2 separate regions of the Homo sapiens genome follow, and region 2 is linked to region 1. A link is a loop called in an ENCODE intact Hi-C map of the cell type or tissue named here. Cell type or tissue: natural killer cell. All regions are shown on one strand. Links, peaks and the distances in the headings refer to the core of each region. The heading gives the core; the rest is flanking DNA. Region 1 has its middle 95 kb from the start of LINC01814. Region 2 has its middle 98 kb from the start of LINC00299.

What was found. Peaks named below come from ENCODE experiments on the same cell type or tissue, not always from the same donor. Only the 100,000 strongest peaks of a DNase experiment are listed, where the experiment ranks them.
Region 2: a loop joins it to region 1, with 3 times the contacts of the local background. A loop is called at or near these places in 3 of 110 quality-filtered maps.

The regions. Positions count from the first base shown.
Region 1 is chr2:8,484,345-8,492,679 of GRCh38, reverse strand. No RefSeq gene overlaps it. Among named protein-coding and RNA genes, the nearest start is that of LINC01814, 95 kb to the left of the region's middle. RefSeq lists an enhancer at 4,211-4,600. In natural killer cell, for the core only: no CTCF peak of the experiment used is centred there; DNase peaks (open chromatin) are centred at 4,299, 4,849, 6,339, 7,939 and 1 weaker place; H3K4me3 peaks cover 2,885 bases; H3K27ac peaks cover 7,042 bases.
Region 2 is chr2:8,422,449-8,430,783 of GRCh38, reverse strand. No RefSeq gene overlaps it. Among named protein-coding and RNA genes, the nearest start is that of LINC00299, 98 kb to the right of the region's middle. In natural killer cell, for the core only: no CTCF peak of the experiment used is centred there; a DNase peak (open chromatin) is centred at 5,043; H3K27ac peaks cover 3,546 bases.

The DNA of each region.
Region 1 (8,335 bases), core at 113-8,112:
ACTGGCTTGGAGAGGAAAATGTAGTGGCATTTCCTTGGATGTAATCGCCTTGAAAAACAAGAGTGTTGCAGTTCCGAGGCACTCAGCGAACTCTGCAATGTGTTTTTGTAAAATAATTCTGTACAGAAAGGCAGACTGACCGGTGAAATTTATCTGAGAACAAAGTTATCATTTCAGCCATTAATCTATTTGGGATCAGAAAAGGTTATTTCCAAGTTCTAACAATAATAAGAAGCTCAAATCTCACCTAGACATTAGATTAACATTTCTAAAAATTTAAGCATGGTCAGAAGTTAATTATAAAACATGCTGGACCTTTACAGTCACTGATTTAATATAGAGAGTATATAAAGACAATAACTGGATAGAAATTACCAGATAAATTTCCCCCTGCCTTTCCTCCAAGAATGTGCCTCCATTTATTAGAAACCCCCATGTCTCTTATAAATGGCTATTTTAATTTATGGATTTACAGTAGGGAGGAAATTAATTAACACGAAGTTGGAGCAGTTCCAACACGAAGTTGGAACACGACTGGGAAGCTGGCACTTGGGCCCATTACTTCTCTGCTCCTGACTGACTGTGTGACATTGGCCAAAGCAGTTAACCTCTGTGGGGCTCAGCTTCTCCATCTGTAAAAGAGGAATATTGCTTCTCAGCTGCCCTGCAAGGGGTAAAAATGCATGAACCAGCACATGGGAAGAGAAAGGAGAGGGCTCAGAGACGGGGTGAAGGCAGCAGGGAATAATAAACGGCTCCCATTTATTTCCCAGACCTTGAAGTTTGGGCCATACTCAGGGCTGATGTTTGCAATCCGCAACGCCAAGTTGACTTGGCCTGTTACTTGAAAATATGGAGGGCAAATATTAACTCAAGATAATGCAGCACGAGCAACGCAAAGGCCAGTTAACCTGAAAAAAGAAGAAATCACCATAGTTTAAAACGATGACACACGATGGCTCCCGGGATCGCTCATAAATTTCTGCTTTGTGGTAGCAAGAACATGTTCAAGGAATTAGTGCTGGGGTATCTCAGGGCAGCTTTCTAACCGCGTCTGATCTGTACGCTGTCCCCATTTGCCAAAACTCTTCATCGCCGATAAGGTGCTTGTTAGAGAAACGGGAACTAAATTTATAATCGGCTTTTGTGAAGCCAATTTACATGTTGTACTGCTGGAACTTAGAACTAAAGGGAATGTGCTTGAAGCCAAAATTGGCTTTGTGGCTCCAGTTTCCTCAGCTCAGCACCACCTGCCTCCAATCAAACTGTCCAATTACAGGAAACAATTGTTTTCTTGCTTTCTGGGAAGTGAAGAAATTCATCCAGTAAAGGACTGATTTCTAAATGCTTCTTTTTTTCCTTCTTAAAAAGAAAAAAAAAAGAAGATCAGAAAAGACCAACAAATCCAAAACATCAACATTGTTTGGGGAAGAAAGTGTTTCCCTAACAAATTGCCTTCAAAGTTCAAAAACCAGAATATTGCCATCTACATACGTTGGTGTTACTGACCACAGATAACTGCTCTGTAATTACCTCTTATAATAACATTATTAGCCATTCAGAAGAAAGATTCTCTCTTTTAACGTGAGGCAGTAATTAAAGGCAGTGAATTTCACAGGTGAAATCTTGCAGAAAGTATGATTCTGAAGTCAAAGAATTTAGTGATCCACCTCTGCCTAATTAAACTTTCGTCTCAAAATAAAATCTTATATTTGAAACAATGAAATCAGGGCAATGATACTATTTATCTTTGAGGCCAAGTCTCGTTTCTTTAAGCCCTAATTTGACTTTCTACAGCTTATTTCCCTGAAATGGTTAAGATGGCAGCAGAGAAGTTGAAAAGAATATAAACCGCTGGTCACATGTAGGTGGTATTTAGTATGCATTGAGCATAGATGACAATTATAGTACATTCTTTCCTCTGGCAGGTAATATTTTAATGGAACTAACAAACTTCACTTGGCTTGTTTCTACTTCATCTCTTGAGTTTCTGTTTTTAAAAATAAAACAGAACTGCTCAATATTTTATGATTCAATAAAAATAATGACCTCATGGAAACCACTTACTGGCATTTTTCTTATCATTCCTCAGTAGTGCATTGGCCTTACTGAGGCAACCTCCAGAAGCTTACATTTACATTGACTTTGTGCTCCACTAGGAATTCGCTTAAGTTATTCAGGGGAATAATTCCACTCCATTCCAAGGGAGTTCTCTGGTGCACAGGATATTAGCTTCTAAGAATACTGCTTGCCTCCAGGAAGCCTTCCTGGGTCAGATCAGCCAGGGGCGAGCTCTCACTTTCCTGCCCTGGCACTGGCCCTGCATGGGCCTCTGTCCCAGGTGGTGGTTTGACTTCTGCCTTGTAGTGTGGCCCTCAGTGAACAGGACTCACTGAGGACCAGGCAATCACTCTTTCATTTGCTAGAAATGAGAGAGTGGATGCTTGGTGCTTGGTAAAATGAATGAAAGCATGATCTTCCTCCTATTTTTCTGGGTATTTTTTCTGAGGTCCCTCAGGGGCCTTTTCTCTTCTCCATGTCCCCTTGGACTCTTTCCTTAGCACCTTTTCTTAGATTCTGCACACACCTTGGGTGGTCGCATGCACCCCTGTGATTTCACCTATAAGTGGCGGTCCCCAAACCCAGAGGCCTGTGTTCTTATCCTGCTCTACGGAAAACTTGGGGGTGGTATTAGGGGCCGTGGTAGATAAACAAAGGGGCTTCGGAATTGGATTCCCCTGTGCTGTGTCTGGGTCATCCATGCACGAATGTGGGGCCTTGCTTAACATCCGTAAGCCTTAGTTTTCTTACCAAATAGGAATGCATGATACCAGCCAGAAGTACCTGGAGCTGCTAAGCGGAAACCATTGTTCATACATCACCAGCCCAGGTGCCTTCCTGAGCTTTAGATGCAAAAAGTACATTGCTTGCTGTCTGCAAACCCTAGATCTACCATAACTGGCATGGTAGCCAGTTGCACATGTGGTGATGAACGTTAATTAAAATGAAATGAAGTTTAAAATTCAGCTCCTCACTTGCAGTAGCTGTATTTCACATATGTGACTCACGGCTATTGTATCAGACAGGGCAGAATTACAGAACATTCTAGAACATAGCACAGAAGAATTCCCACGGGGCAGTGTTGCCTGTTGCCCTAGATCTTCCACTGGTGTCTCAGCTTAGACCTTCTCTGTTAGTGCCCTCCTTCCCCATGACTGGCCCTGCCATCCACCCTGCTGTGCAAGCTGGCCACCATGGGCCGGCCTTGGATGGGCACGCTAGGCTGTGGTTAACAGGGGACCCTGGAAGCCGACGGCCTTGTACTGCATGTCATGGCTCTGTGGTCTCAACTGCTTTTTGTCTCTGTTTTCTCTTCTGAAAAATGGGGACTATAACAGCTCCTGCGGCAAGGGATTTTGAAGATGATAAAATAATGCAAGTTAAGTGCTTAGTGGGTACAGCGTAGGCGGCACGCGCCCAGCCCATCATGATCATCTGTGATTGTCCTGGAGCTCTCCTCCCTCCTTCTCACATGCAGCCTCCAGCTTGGTTAGCCTGCAAACCTCCAATCAGTCAGTGCCTTCCCTAGGGTGGCCCAGCTGCCCACTGTGATCCTGCAGCCTCTCACCCTGCTCCCGGGCTGCAGGCTGCCTGCACCATCCTTTCAGACGCATGCATCTGATCAGGTTCTGTCTTTGCCAGAAAGTCATCCAACAAGTCTCTTGTGTCTTAGGGCACAGTTCTGCCTCCCTAGCACAGCAGGTGGGCTCAAAGAGGGCCCACCGCCCCTCTTCCACCTCCCACAGAGGGAATGGGCCTCTCTGTCTCATGTCTTTGGACACATTGCTTTCTCCCCTTGATGCATCTCTCTGCTCTCGCCCCAGCTCCATCTTGCTCTCTTTTCTTTTTCTCCTCCTTGTCATCCTTTGCACTCAGCTCAGCTAAAGCGCACAGCCCTGAGGGGTCCCTCCCTGCACATCCCAGCTGGGCCCTCCAGCCTCACACGAAGCTCCTGGGAATCCTCTGATTCTGCATCCTCGGGGCCTGGTGCTTGTTTCCATCCCAGCCACCGGGAAGCGGTTTCTCCAGAGCAGGGGCTAGCATGACTTAGCTTTGTTTCCTGGGGCCTGAAGCCCAGTAGGCATCGGGAGGGGTCTGGGAGGATCTTCACGGCATGAATAGACCCGCTGGCCACAGCCGATTCTGTGTTCCTTCCCCACGTGTGCTGCTGTCCCCACAAAAAATGCATTTCGGATGCTGAATATCCACGCCTCACGGTGCTCTGGTGACTAGGGGGATCCCTGTGAGATGGGGGCTTTCCAGCAACCTAGATAATGAAACCACAGAGCAGCCTTCCCCTGCGGTGACCTAGTTCTTAATTCCTGTAGTTTCAACACTCATCACAGCAGAATTCTGATGAGGCTGGGCTCTTTCGCAGCTGGCATTTGATGAGAAAAGGGAATTGAAATGTAGGTGATTGATTTGGACCTGGAGAAGCTGATTGGATGTCACCCTGTTCTTCCCGACAATGGGGACCGGTCTGTGCAAAGGGGACTTCCTGTGACCCCTGCGGGTCCACCGGAAGTTCTGATTTCTCCCCGTGGAATAGGGGCGCGAAGGCTGCCCTGTCACACACGGCCCAAGAGATTGATTACCTGGGCTCTGGCAGCCTCTCTGGGTGAGTTTCTCAATTAGAATGAAAAATCTCTAACAATTCTTCACCCAGATCCTCATTTGTCTTTTTAGAACTGAAGCAAAAATTGAACTCTCTGAGTTGGCTTAATGGAGTTCATCCAGGAGGCCGTGGGGCTGGTGGCTGCAGCTCGTGGGCTGATGGGCACACGTGCTTTCCTCTCCAGTCAGAGAAGGGCTGAGCGGGCAGGCTGGAGCCCGCCGTGCCTCTGGGGGATCACGTCCATACAGCCGTTTAGCAGGAAAGGGAAGTGGAGACGCTAGCATGGCAGGTTTACTTTTCTCCCCCTTTTTCTCTTGGTGAACCTTACTCAGCACAAACGTCCCCTCCCCTAAGGAATCCTTTCCTGCCAATTCCCATCTCTTCCCAAACCGCATTGGCCCAGGCTTCCCTCCCGCGGCCTCACTTGGCTCTCTCCAAAGCCCCCGTCCGACAAATTCTCTTATTGGGTGAGGTTTCCTGGTCACTGCTCAGCAACCTGGCAGCCCCTGGAGGGCAGAATGTGCCCCGTGGAGTGCCTGGGATCTGTAAGGAATAAGGGGAGCCATGCAGCCGTTGTCGGCCCCGGCTGCCCAGTGAACTGTTAGAATCTTCTGAGGGGTTTTAAAATAAAACGCAGAAGCTGGGGCCCCACACTGGACCAATGGAATCAGAAACTCTTAGGAAAAGACCTGGGAACCAACATTAAAAAAAATATCCGGCCGGGCGAGGTGGCTCACGCCTGTAATCCCAGCACTTTGGGAGGCCGAGGAGATAGAGACTATCCTGGCTAACACAGTGAAACCCCGTCTCTACTGAAAAATACAAAAAAATTAGCCGGGCGCGGTGGCGGGTGCCTGTAGTCCCAGCTACTCAGGAGGCTGAGGCAGGAGAATGGCGTGAACCCAGGACGCGGAGCTTGCAGTGAGCCGAGATCGCGCCACTGCACTCCAGCCTGGGCGACAAAGCGAGGCTCTGTCTCAAAAAAAAAAAAAAAAAAAATCCCTTAGGTGTTTTTATTTGCAGGCGGGGAGAAGAACAACTTGGAACAGCAGAAACGGGCCTTTGGAATCTGACTGCTTGGGCTGGGATCGGGGCTTCCCTCTTGACTAACTTGGCTTTCTTCATAAAGGTTCATGTCAGGGAGCTGTCTGCCAGGTGAGGTTGCTCGGTTCTAGATAGGATGTATAAAGCACCTGGAGTAGAATGTGCACCCAGTGACTTTTATTCCTGTGGTTGCAAATGCTTGGTGGACATCAGGCATATGGAGTCGGTGGTAGGCAAGATCTGGTTTGAGCAAGTTACCAAATATTTGAATGTGGGTGGGTTGCCTTTTCTGAGTCTCAGTTATCTCATTTGTGAAAAGGGCTTGATAAGATTGCCCACATATCCAAGATGTGGAAACAACTAAGACAATGTCTGTGGATAGATGAGTACATACAGAAAATGTGGTCCATCCATACAATGGAATATTATTCAGTCTTTAAAGAGGAGGAAATCCTGCAATATGCAATGACATGAATGAAACTTGAGGACAATTATTGCAAGTGAAATAAGCCAGTAATAGAAAGACAAATACTGCATGATTACACTTATATGAGGTCTCTAAAATAGTGAAATTCACAGAAGCAGAGTGTGAATGGTAGTTGGTTACCAGGGGTTGGAGAGGCAGGAAGTGGGGAGTTACTAATCAATGGGCATAAAGTTTCAGTCAAGCGAGATAAATAAGGTCTGGAGATCTACCGTACCGCATTGTACCTATAGTCAACAATAAAGCATCGTGCACTTAAATATTTATCAGGAGGGTAAATCTCATGTTTAATGTTCTTACCACAATAACAAAATTAATTGCATGGTAAAAAGAATATGATCCACATCATAGACATGTAAGCATTCAATGAGCCAAGACATTCAAGTAATAAGTATTTGATAACCGGTAGTTATTTATTGTTATTGTTATTATTAGACTGCTGGCCAAGTGGGTGAAGAACATAGGGTAAATGCCAACTGATGTTTATAGGGGCAAAAACAGTTAGATGATGATATATGACTTGTGGTTATTTGGACTTCCCTTCTAAAGCATATCTCTTGAAGCCTTGAACTTCAAGGAAACACCTCACACCTTGATTTTTGACCTTCATAAATCAAAATATTGATTAGACCTTGTCTTTATTATGTAACGTTAGATTGGTGAACTCCCAGTACATTTATGGAGTCAAAATACATTTTCATTTGGTAATTTCTGTTAACAAGGCAAAAAGCTTTCTTAAATAAACAATTATATTTTTAGGGAAGTGTAAATTAAAGCACTATTCTTAATTTTGCTAAACTTGTCCTCCTTCTAAACTGTGTAATTTACTCTGATGCTCTCCCTGTTCTTGTAACTGCTAAATTATGAAGCTCTTAGCCAGCCCTCAGTTTGAGCTGTTAGACGCATATGAATGTGATAGAGCTTTGGTTTGGGATCTAGGGCTGTGGACTGGGAGTCAGAGTTTGAGGTCTGGTAGTTGAGCCGCTGCAGCCCATGCACTTTCTCCCCAACCGAGGTTGATGGAGTTGAGGAGGCCACGATCCACATGTGGGCTGTTCAGCCTTCCAGTACGAGGACGGATGGATGAGTGGATTCTAGCCATGATAAAACAATCAAATGCTGAAAAATTATGGAGAAAATTATGAATATCTAATTCATTTGTCTGTTGGCTCAGGATGGGTTGGCTCAGAGCTGCCATCAGAGGGATAATCTGAACTTCCTCCCCAAGTACTCCCAGTTATTTCTGGCATCTTCCCAGACCCCCTAAACCAGGTCACTTGGGGTCATTGGGATCGTTCTCTCTATCCAAGACTGGTGCTTGTGAATAAACTAGCAGGTATCTTGTTGCTGTCTCAGTCTGCTTCAAGAAGGCCACCGTCCCAGGCATGATGTTACCTTCAAGGGTTCCCCAAATTTCCAAACCTCAGGGGGCCAGAGGGGTGCTAGGCTTGCTGCAGACACAGAATGAGTGAGCTTTTCCCAGTGATTCTAGATCTGAAGCAGATCTGCTCTCCAGAGGCCTCCCCTGTCTCTTCTTCCACTTGGGGAGAGAAGCCTGGGACCAGCTGGGGAAGACACACCATAAGCCCCCTCTGTTGTCCGCTGGACTCTCCTTTACTGACGACCCCTTCTACTCTCCTGAGTACAAAATAATAACTCCCTTGTGCACCTCTGGGTGCAGACAGGTACTGATGTTTGTGTTTGGGGGAGGGTGTGGCAGTCTAGACCTTAGCTCTGCCAGCTAAAACTCCCTGTTACATACGCATAATTCAAACCAAGCTCATTAAGCAACCACCAAAGATAGCCTAACTTGGTAATGCCTTCCTCGAGAGCAATTTGGCAATGTTGATCAAGAGCCTTAAAAATGTTCACAGCCTTTTACTCAGCGTTTTAACTCTTAGGAATTTATTCTCAGGAAATATTCAGGTAGGTTCATCAAGATCTATGTTCAAGGATTTTTATTTTAAAATTTATCTCACTAATACACATGTAAAATTAGAAATTCACAACTTTAATGTCCATAATAGAGGAATAAATAAATCTGGTGTTTACATATATGTAATAAAATATTTTAAAGCCATTAAAATCACATTGAAGAGTAGTTAATAATCCAGGAAGATGATAATGTTGTA
Region 2 (8,335 bases), core at 67-8,066, 62 kb after region 1:
ACACCTCCAGCGTCTGCTTCCAGTTGTCTGGACCCTCTGGCTTCCCCTCTGGTTCTCTTCTTTCTTGCCCTGTCTGAGAATCTTTGTCTAGTCCCAAGCTACTTTTATGTCTGCTCTCTGAAACTATTATCTCTTCTATAAAGTCCAAAAGTGTATTTTCATTTTTAAAAGTCCAGTAATTAGCTCTTTTCTTTCCTTCTGCATTACTAAGGCAGTGCTCCCTCTAAGGCCAGGGCTGCGTCCATGTCTGGCTACTCAAAACAAGTCAGGGCCATGAGAAATTTGGAGAAAGCCCCATTGGTCAAACTGGGGGATTGATGGAGAGAAACTGTGCCCTTCCGTCATCACAGTCATGGGCTTGACTTCTGTGTCCCACTGCGGCCTGGCCTTTTCCCACGTACTGGATCTCACCTTCTCCCACTAAGCTTCCATGCCACTCCACTCAGCCCAGCCAAGCTGCTTATAGTAGTTTGAGTGGGGTCTTCTGTTACCTCTGCTTGGAAGGCCCATCTTCCAACCACTTGCTTTCTACCCCCAAAGAACTAGCTTTAGCTTCTTTGCTTCTGCAAAATAATTGATCTTACTTCCCTTTGAACCACCCCTGTATATGTCAGAACCAAGCAGAAAATGTAAGAAAAAATATCTATGTTACAAAAGAAACAAAAGTATAACAAATTTGGAGCAAATATAACAAAATGATATAACATCTTCATGGGGAAAATGATAAAAGCCCACCTGGAAGGACAAGAATGGAGGGAGACATACGGCATTGGTGGATTGAAAGACTTATTTTTGTAAAGCTGTTGGTCTTTCCAAATAACCTGTAATTCACATGCAATTTAAATCCAAGTCATTGTAATTCCTTTATTCGTACGTCCAAATGAAATTATAAAAAATGTGTATAGTAGAATAAAGGCAAGAATAGCCAAGACGATTATAAAGGAAAAGGATAAGAGAGATTTTTCTCTATCAGACATCAAGACATGTTATAAAGCAATAGGAATGGAAGCAGGATGAGCCAGCACAGGGGTGGCCAGGCAGGTGGAGGAAGAGCACACAAGAGACACATGTGGGAGTTTGTGATGTGAAAGGGAAGCTTGGGAGATGAGTGCAGTGGCATGGACTATTAATAAATAATGTTGCTATCACTGTCTTTGCTTATGGACAAAATAGATCACCATTAACTCAGACCACATACAAAACAGACATCCCAGGAGGACTCAGTGTCTAAATTTGAAAAATAAAAAATGTAAAATTACAGAAGAAGATACAGAGGGAACTTTCAGAAACGAGACGCGATTAGCCAATATCAATATTTAAACTCTCTCCATGATCAACGACTCTATAAAAATGTTAATTTTTAACCAATATCAAAAGTTTAGGACTTAACGTATGTAAAGAACTACAAGTGAAAAAGAAAAAATGCAGTGGAAAATGGGTAAAGGATATGAAGTCATCTCATGGATGAGAAACACACAGCTGCTAGTAAACATACACATAAATGTTCACTTTTACTTGTATATCTAAATTGCATATGAAATCAAGATACCAAAACTTAAAGTCATGAGGGAAGTTGGCAAACATTTAAAGTATGATTGTGTCAAGTTTTTGCACAAATACGGGCATTACACGTTGTTGGAGGAGGTTTAAATTTGCAGAGCTACTTGGGAGAGCAATTTGACAATATCTGGTAAAACTAAAAACATGCAGGCCCAGCTACTCTGCAATATCATTTCTAGGCATACAGTTTAGAAGAACATTCCAACAAATGCATACAAACTCATGGACAAAGATGTTAATTGTAGCCTTGTTTCTAATAGCAAAATATTTGAAATAGCCTACATGTCCTTTAATAGAGAACTGGATAGATGACGTGTGGTATTTTCATAAGATGGAATACTGCACAGTATTAAAAGGACAGAAATAGATCTGTATACGTCAACATGAATAGATACTCAGAACTATAGTGATAAGTGAAAAAACAAGTTGAATAGAACTTTGAGTGTGATATTCATGCAAATTAAGCACACACAAAACAATGCATACATAGATGGATTCATATATATGCATGTGAACATAAAAAGGTTAGGAGGGAGGTTGTTTCAGAAAAGAAGGTGAGGCAGATAAGCTCGATAGTCCTGGAACTGGTTGAAAAGTCACTTCTGCTTTTTTTTTTTTTTGAGACGGAGTCTCACTCTGTCACCCAGGCTGGAGTGCAGTGGCGCGATCTCGGCTGACTGCAAGCTCCGCCTTGCAGGTTCACACCATTCTCCCGCCTCAGCCTCCCGAGTAGCTGGGACTACAGGCACCCACCACCATGCCCGGCTAATTTTTTGAACTTTTCGTAGAGACGGGGTTTCATCGTGTTAGCCAGGATGGTCTCGATCTCCTGACCTCGTGATCTGCCTGCCTCGGCCTCCCAAAGTGCTGGGATTACAGGCATGAGCCACCATGCCTGGCACACTTCTGCTTTATGTGTGATTAGTTCTCTACCCTTATCTGTTTTTCTCCCTCCTTCCTTCTTTCCTTACTTCCCTTCTCTCTCTTTCTTCTTCTTCCTCCTCCTACTTTAATAGATACTATATCCATATTACTTCTGTAATTCAAAATGTGTATACATAAAAAGATTTGATGCAAATTAGAGAAAATGTTAATAAGGTCATCCCTTGGTATCCATGGAGGATTAGTTCCAGGATCCCACAAGATACCAAAATCCTCAGATGCTCAAGTCCCCGATATAAAACTCTGTAGTATTTGCATATAACCTACACATGTCCTCCCCTCTACTTTAAATAATCTCTAAATTACTTATAATACCAAATACAATCTAAATGCTGTGTAACTAGTTCTTATACTGTATTGTTTAGGGAATAATGACGGGAAAAAAGTGTACATATTTAGTGCAGATGCAACCATCGTAGTTCTAACTACATTTTTGATCTTGGGTTAATTAAATCTGTGAAGATTTGGGAACCCGTGGGTAGGGAGGGCCAATTGTAATTGTTAATTCTGGATGTTGAGAATATGAGTGTCTGTTCTATTACTCCTTGTACTTTTTAGTATTTTAAACTTTCCTAAAAATAAGTAATATATACTCGTAAAAATTCAGAAAGTTAAAAATATACATAAAGGATCCCTTGAGAAAATGGGACAGTATCTTGGAATTTCGTTGACCTGGAGTCCCCATTCCTGAGTTTCCATTCTGCTCACTGCTGTCCTCTAAATTAGTGTGGACAGCTGCCCTGAAGTGAGGTACAATTGTTCCTCTCGGTGACTCTGTGCCATCCAAAGTGCATGGCTCACTATCATCTGCCATAAGCTGCTCTGCCCAAGGGCGACCACAGCCCCTGAGAATTAATCCATCCTGCCTCCAACAGATGTCACACGCCCAGATGTCCATGTGATTCAACCGGTTTCTGTCAAATCCCTACCACATGCCAGGCACCCAGCTGGAAACAGCAGTCCAAAGATAAGTGAGACTTGGTCCCTGCCCTCAATAAGCTCACTGTCTGGGGTAGCATTTCTTGGACTGGAGTAATGTAGCAACTCCTTTGAAAAGGGGGAAAAAAAAACCAGTCCCCTGGTGTTGTTTTAAATATGTTCTATTTGTGCAAAAACACAACTAGGAGTCAACCTCTGTGTGTAGTCCTATACGTCTACAAAACTAGAGAGTTTTTCTAATGAAGTATGCACCAAACCCAAACCCACTGCCGCTGGAGTTTACGATGATGCTTTGTTGACCCGGCTGTGTCCTGGTGCTGGTGGCCAGGCCAGGCCCGGTGAAACCAGCCTCGTAATCTGCCCTGTCTCTGGAGACTCACTTCTCCCACCAGAGTCCTCCATGTGAACTTCTGTGAAGCTTTCATTCACACTGTGCTTTGCGAGGCCATCTGACCTTTTGCTTGGCTCAACTTCACTCTTTGTGTATCAAGTCGCCTCTATTCTTTTCTCCTAGCCTGCATCCATTAAAGCAGAATTCCACGGTGCCAACACCCCCATAAGCACAGACGCAAACACAGGCACTAAGACGGAGGTTTGTGAGGAAGTGAACTAGGCGGTGCAAGATAGGCATAGAGCAGCGTTTCCTCTAAGATGCTTATCACGAGGAAAATAGTCAACTTTTAACTTTCCAAGGAAGAGCTGCAGATTTGAGAATACTTCCTGGGATCTGAGTTTGAGAAACACCAATCTAGTGACTCTATCTCACATTCTCTGAGTCGATTCCCGTTTCCAACACTCTGCTTCCTTGTCCATGTGCTTGCTATGTGACACGTCTCAGAGGGTTTCGAGAACTGCAGCCCAGACCTGGGTTCTGAGCACCCATCTCGAGTCACCTGTGCTGTGCCTTGGCCTGCGTTCTTCCCTTCATGTGAGTGCTTCTATCCACGTGGGGCTACTGAAATTGCCTCATTCTTCAGGAGGACCATCTCAGATTTGACTTCTTCCATGGAGTCCTCCTAACTGTCCTCGTTCTTCTTTATCCTGGTAATGGCCTCGAATGGCTTCTTGGGGCCCGTCCATCTCAGTCACTGTGTTAACCTCCCCCCCCGGGGACTTGCTCGGAATCCCCTGCACCCCACTGTGCCTGGCAGAGTGTTCTCAACACACTGGTTGCTCCGCACATCTTTGGCGTTAAGTTGGATTTGGGAGACTCTCCTGCATCATGGATGCACCATGGAGCCTGTGAATGCTGTTGTGGGACAGGTGTTGGGGTGGCGGGACAGGTGTTGGGGTGGCGGGACAGGTGTTGGTGTGGCAGGACAGGTGTTGGTGTTGTGGGACAGGTGTTGGGGTGGCGGGACAGGTGTTGGGGTGGCGGGACAGGTGTTGGGGTGGCGGGACAGGTGTTGGGGTGGTGGGACAGGTGTTGGGGTCCTGCCATCATGTCCCTAGGCAGAGTTGCAGAAGGCTTTGCAAGACTGACGTGGTGACGAACACCCAGGACAATTCTTGAATGGAGGTAGATTCTGGCATAAGCTCTGTGTGTGTGTGTGTGTGCGCGCGCACGCGCGCGCGTACATGCGCATGTGTGGGAGAATATGTGGGAGTTTGTTTGTTTGTGACTGTGTGTGTGTTTAACCACATCCTGGAGGTCAGTGTCCCTGCAAGTCAAAGTGAGAATAACAGTGAGATTTCTTTCCCACAGGGAGGTGCCCACACCCAGTTACCCTCATACTCCTTTTCCATCCTGTCTCCTTCCTCCTAAGGGTCAACGGAGAATAAAAGGGGTGGTAGAAGCTCTCCAGAATCTCCTCTTCCTGGCAGTGTCATTTACAATGAATTGTGTGAAATGATTTACTGGGTGAACTATTTTAGGACACCGTCCTTTGATGTAGGATGCCCTAATCACACCCTCAGGGCGCTAAGTGCCTCTCACTCTCAAGTGGTGTGATTATATCTCATGCCATTCACAACCCTCCAGGGTTTTATTTTATTTTATTTTCATACTGGTATGAAGAAATCAATTATTCAAGGCAATTGCTTTGATCCTAACGAGCTTCAGGTTTGTGGTGGAAAACCTTAGCTGTGCAGTTCTCTGTGGGCTCCGCCCCTCCCAGCGTGGATGCAGCCCTTCCTGGGCCACCACGGCCACTGCGCTGTTGTGTGCAGCAGTGTCGAGGCTCCCTTGTGAACGCAGAGCCTTCTGCGGGCTGCAGTGTAATTCCCACAGGCGGCCCATTCGTGTGAGAAGGTTGCTGTGGCCTCAGCTAAGTGGACACTCGAACTCATCTGCACCTCCTTGGAAAGGCCGGGCAGATGGACTTGCTCCCAGCCTTTGAAAGCCATTCTCATGGAGTGCTTCCTACCATAACACTCACACTGGTGGGGAGGAAGGAAGTGGAGGGTCACTTGGGATCTGTATAAATTAACATTTATGTCATATTAATGAGGTGCTAATTGCTCTTGCAGTCTTTTTAATGCAAATTAATCCAGTCCTGTTTGCATTGTCTTGTTCCCAGCCTAATACCTTCTAGCTTCTCTATTGTCGTCAAAGTAATTATCATTGCTCCCATGAACAAGGAACATGTTTTGCATCTGCTCCTATGACACACTAGTGTCTTTTAGAGTGGAAAGATTGTGTCAACGTTGTTAGGGTCATTGAAAAATTACAGACTCTCCCAAAGAGAGGGATGTTTGCAAGGGACGTGGCAGTTCACATCATGTAGCGTGTGCGTGGATGCTGTTAGCCCATGAGAAGCTGTGAACGTACTAATTCCACCATAGGTTCTCTTCCTTGTTCAGTTTCCTGTCGCCTCTCTGTGCTGACTAAATGATGAGCTGTGCCCATGCCACATGGGGCCAAACTGGAGCCTGAGGCAAGAGGAAGCACATGCACCCCCATATGTACTTGTTAGAATGTCCTCCCATATTCTGAACCAAGCAGAAAACGTGAATAGAACCTCTGGAATCAAAACCCATGACTAGATATGAAGCCCAATGTTGTTCTGTCCGCACATGACTTGGTTTGGATGTTTGTCCCTGCTCAAATCTCATGTTGAGAGGTAATCCCCAGTGTTGGAGGCCGGCCTGGCGGGAGGTGTTTGGGTCGTGGGGGAGGATCCCTCAGGGCTTGGGGCTGTCCTCCTGATAGCGAGTGAGTTCTCATGAGATCTGGCTGTTTACGTGTGTGGCACTTCCACCCCAGCCCTTGCTCCTGCTTTTGTCATGTAAGGGCCTGCTCCCCCTTCTTCTTCCGCCACAAGTAAAAGCTCCCCGAGGCCTCCCTGCAGCCGAGCAGATGCCAGCACCATGCTTGTACAGCCTGCAGAACCGGGAGCCAATCAAACCTCTTTTCTTTATAAATTAACCAGTCCTGGGTATTTCTTCACAGCAATGCAAAAACAGCCTAATACAGCATGCCACTGTCAGCCCTCATGAAGCAGTCTCATGGGGACATGGAGGCCATGGGGCCCAGAAACCACAGCTGATTGGAAACAGACAAGCATACAAGCACCTTGTCTTTATTTAAAATGTTGATATTTTGTTCATCATGGATTTTTTGCATTAATTTTTATTTTTAAAAGTATTGCATTAACCATCCCCTCTTTTGGTTCCCCCTCCCCACCATGAGTTCAAAAATACAACTAGATAGAAAGAGTAAGATCTAGTGTTTACTAGCACAATAGGGAGACTATAGTAACTGATAATTTATGGTATATTTCAAAAACTCAAAAATAACTCAGATATTGTATATTTCAAAAAAAGAATATTTCAATAAAAACTAAAAAGAAACTAAAATTCCAATTTCAAAAATTGGAATGTTCCTAACACAAAGAAATGATAAGTGCTTGAGGGATGGATACCACAATTGCCCTGATTAGATCATCACACATCGTATGCTTCTATTAATAGTAAAATATCACACGTACTCTGTAAATATGTACAACTATTATGTATCCATAATAGTTAAGAAAACAAATGTGGCATGAAAATATTATTTATCTTGATGATGGAGATTTTTGGCTCTCCTTAAATTGTATCTCGGTTGGCTGACCCTCATTCTGGGTATCCCTGAGCCGTTTAATGGGGGACTGTGGATTTCACAGCCAGGATGCTAGCCTTGGTGTAGACAGCACTGTTAAAAGAACTTGGGAGTCTGGGTCTGACCTGGATTTCCCACCTTCCTATGCATTTGGGAAAAGTCCCAGCATTTTCATTATCTTCAACATTGAGGGGCATGACTAGGTAGCTGGTGGCAAGATGTTTATAGGAGTAGCTATTTCAGATCTTCTTAGATATAGGTGGGGTATTACATAGAACACAAATAATTCTTCAGATAAAACTTGAGGAATTGGCATCCAAGCACTGTTCAGGATGGATTGTGGACTTTGGATTCAGAAAATCTATGGGGTTTATGTGGCTCTTCCACATTTTAGGTGCATGATCTTAGATAAGTTTTTGAAAATCTTTGAGTCTCAGTTTTCTTATCAGTAAATGAAAATAATGGCTATTTATAGGGTGGTTATAAGGATTCAATAAAACAATCTGTGTAAAGTATCTGGCATGCATTAGACCCTCTATAAATGTTTCATATCCCATTTCATCTGAAAAGAAAACTTTGTTTTTCAGAAATAAATTCTCAAGTTAGTGCCCTAACCAATGGTCCTTTGGTCTTTCATTTGTTCGGTCACATGATTAGTGGATTCCAGTTGCTGAAGGTCACTGTTTCCCCAAGCTGAGAAGCCAAGGATACCAACATGATCTCTTGCTACCGTGGGAACTCAAGCCCAGGAGAAATCTCACTCAGTTATTCCTGGAAGGACCCAGGGGCTCCCATATGGACGGTGGCAGTTCCTCTTCTCTTCCTACGTGGCATCCTCTTTGCCCCCCCCTT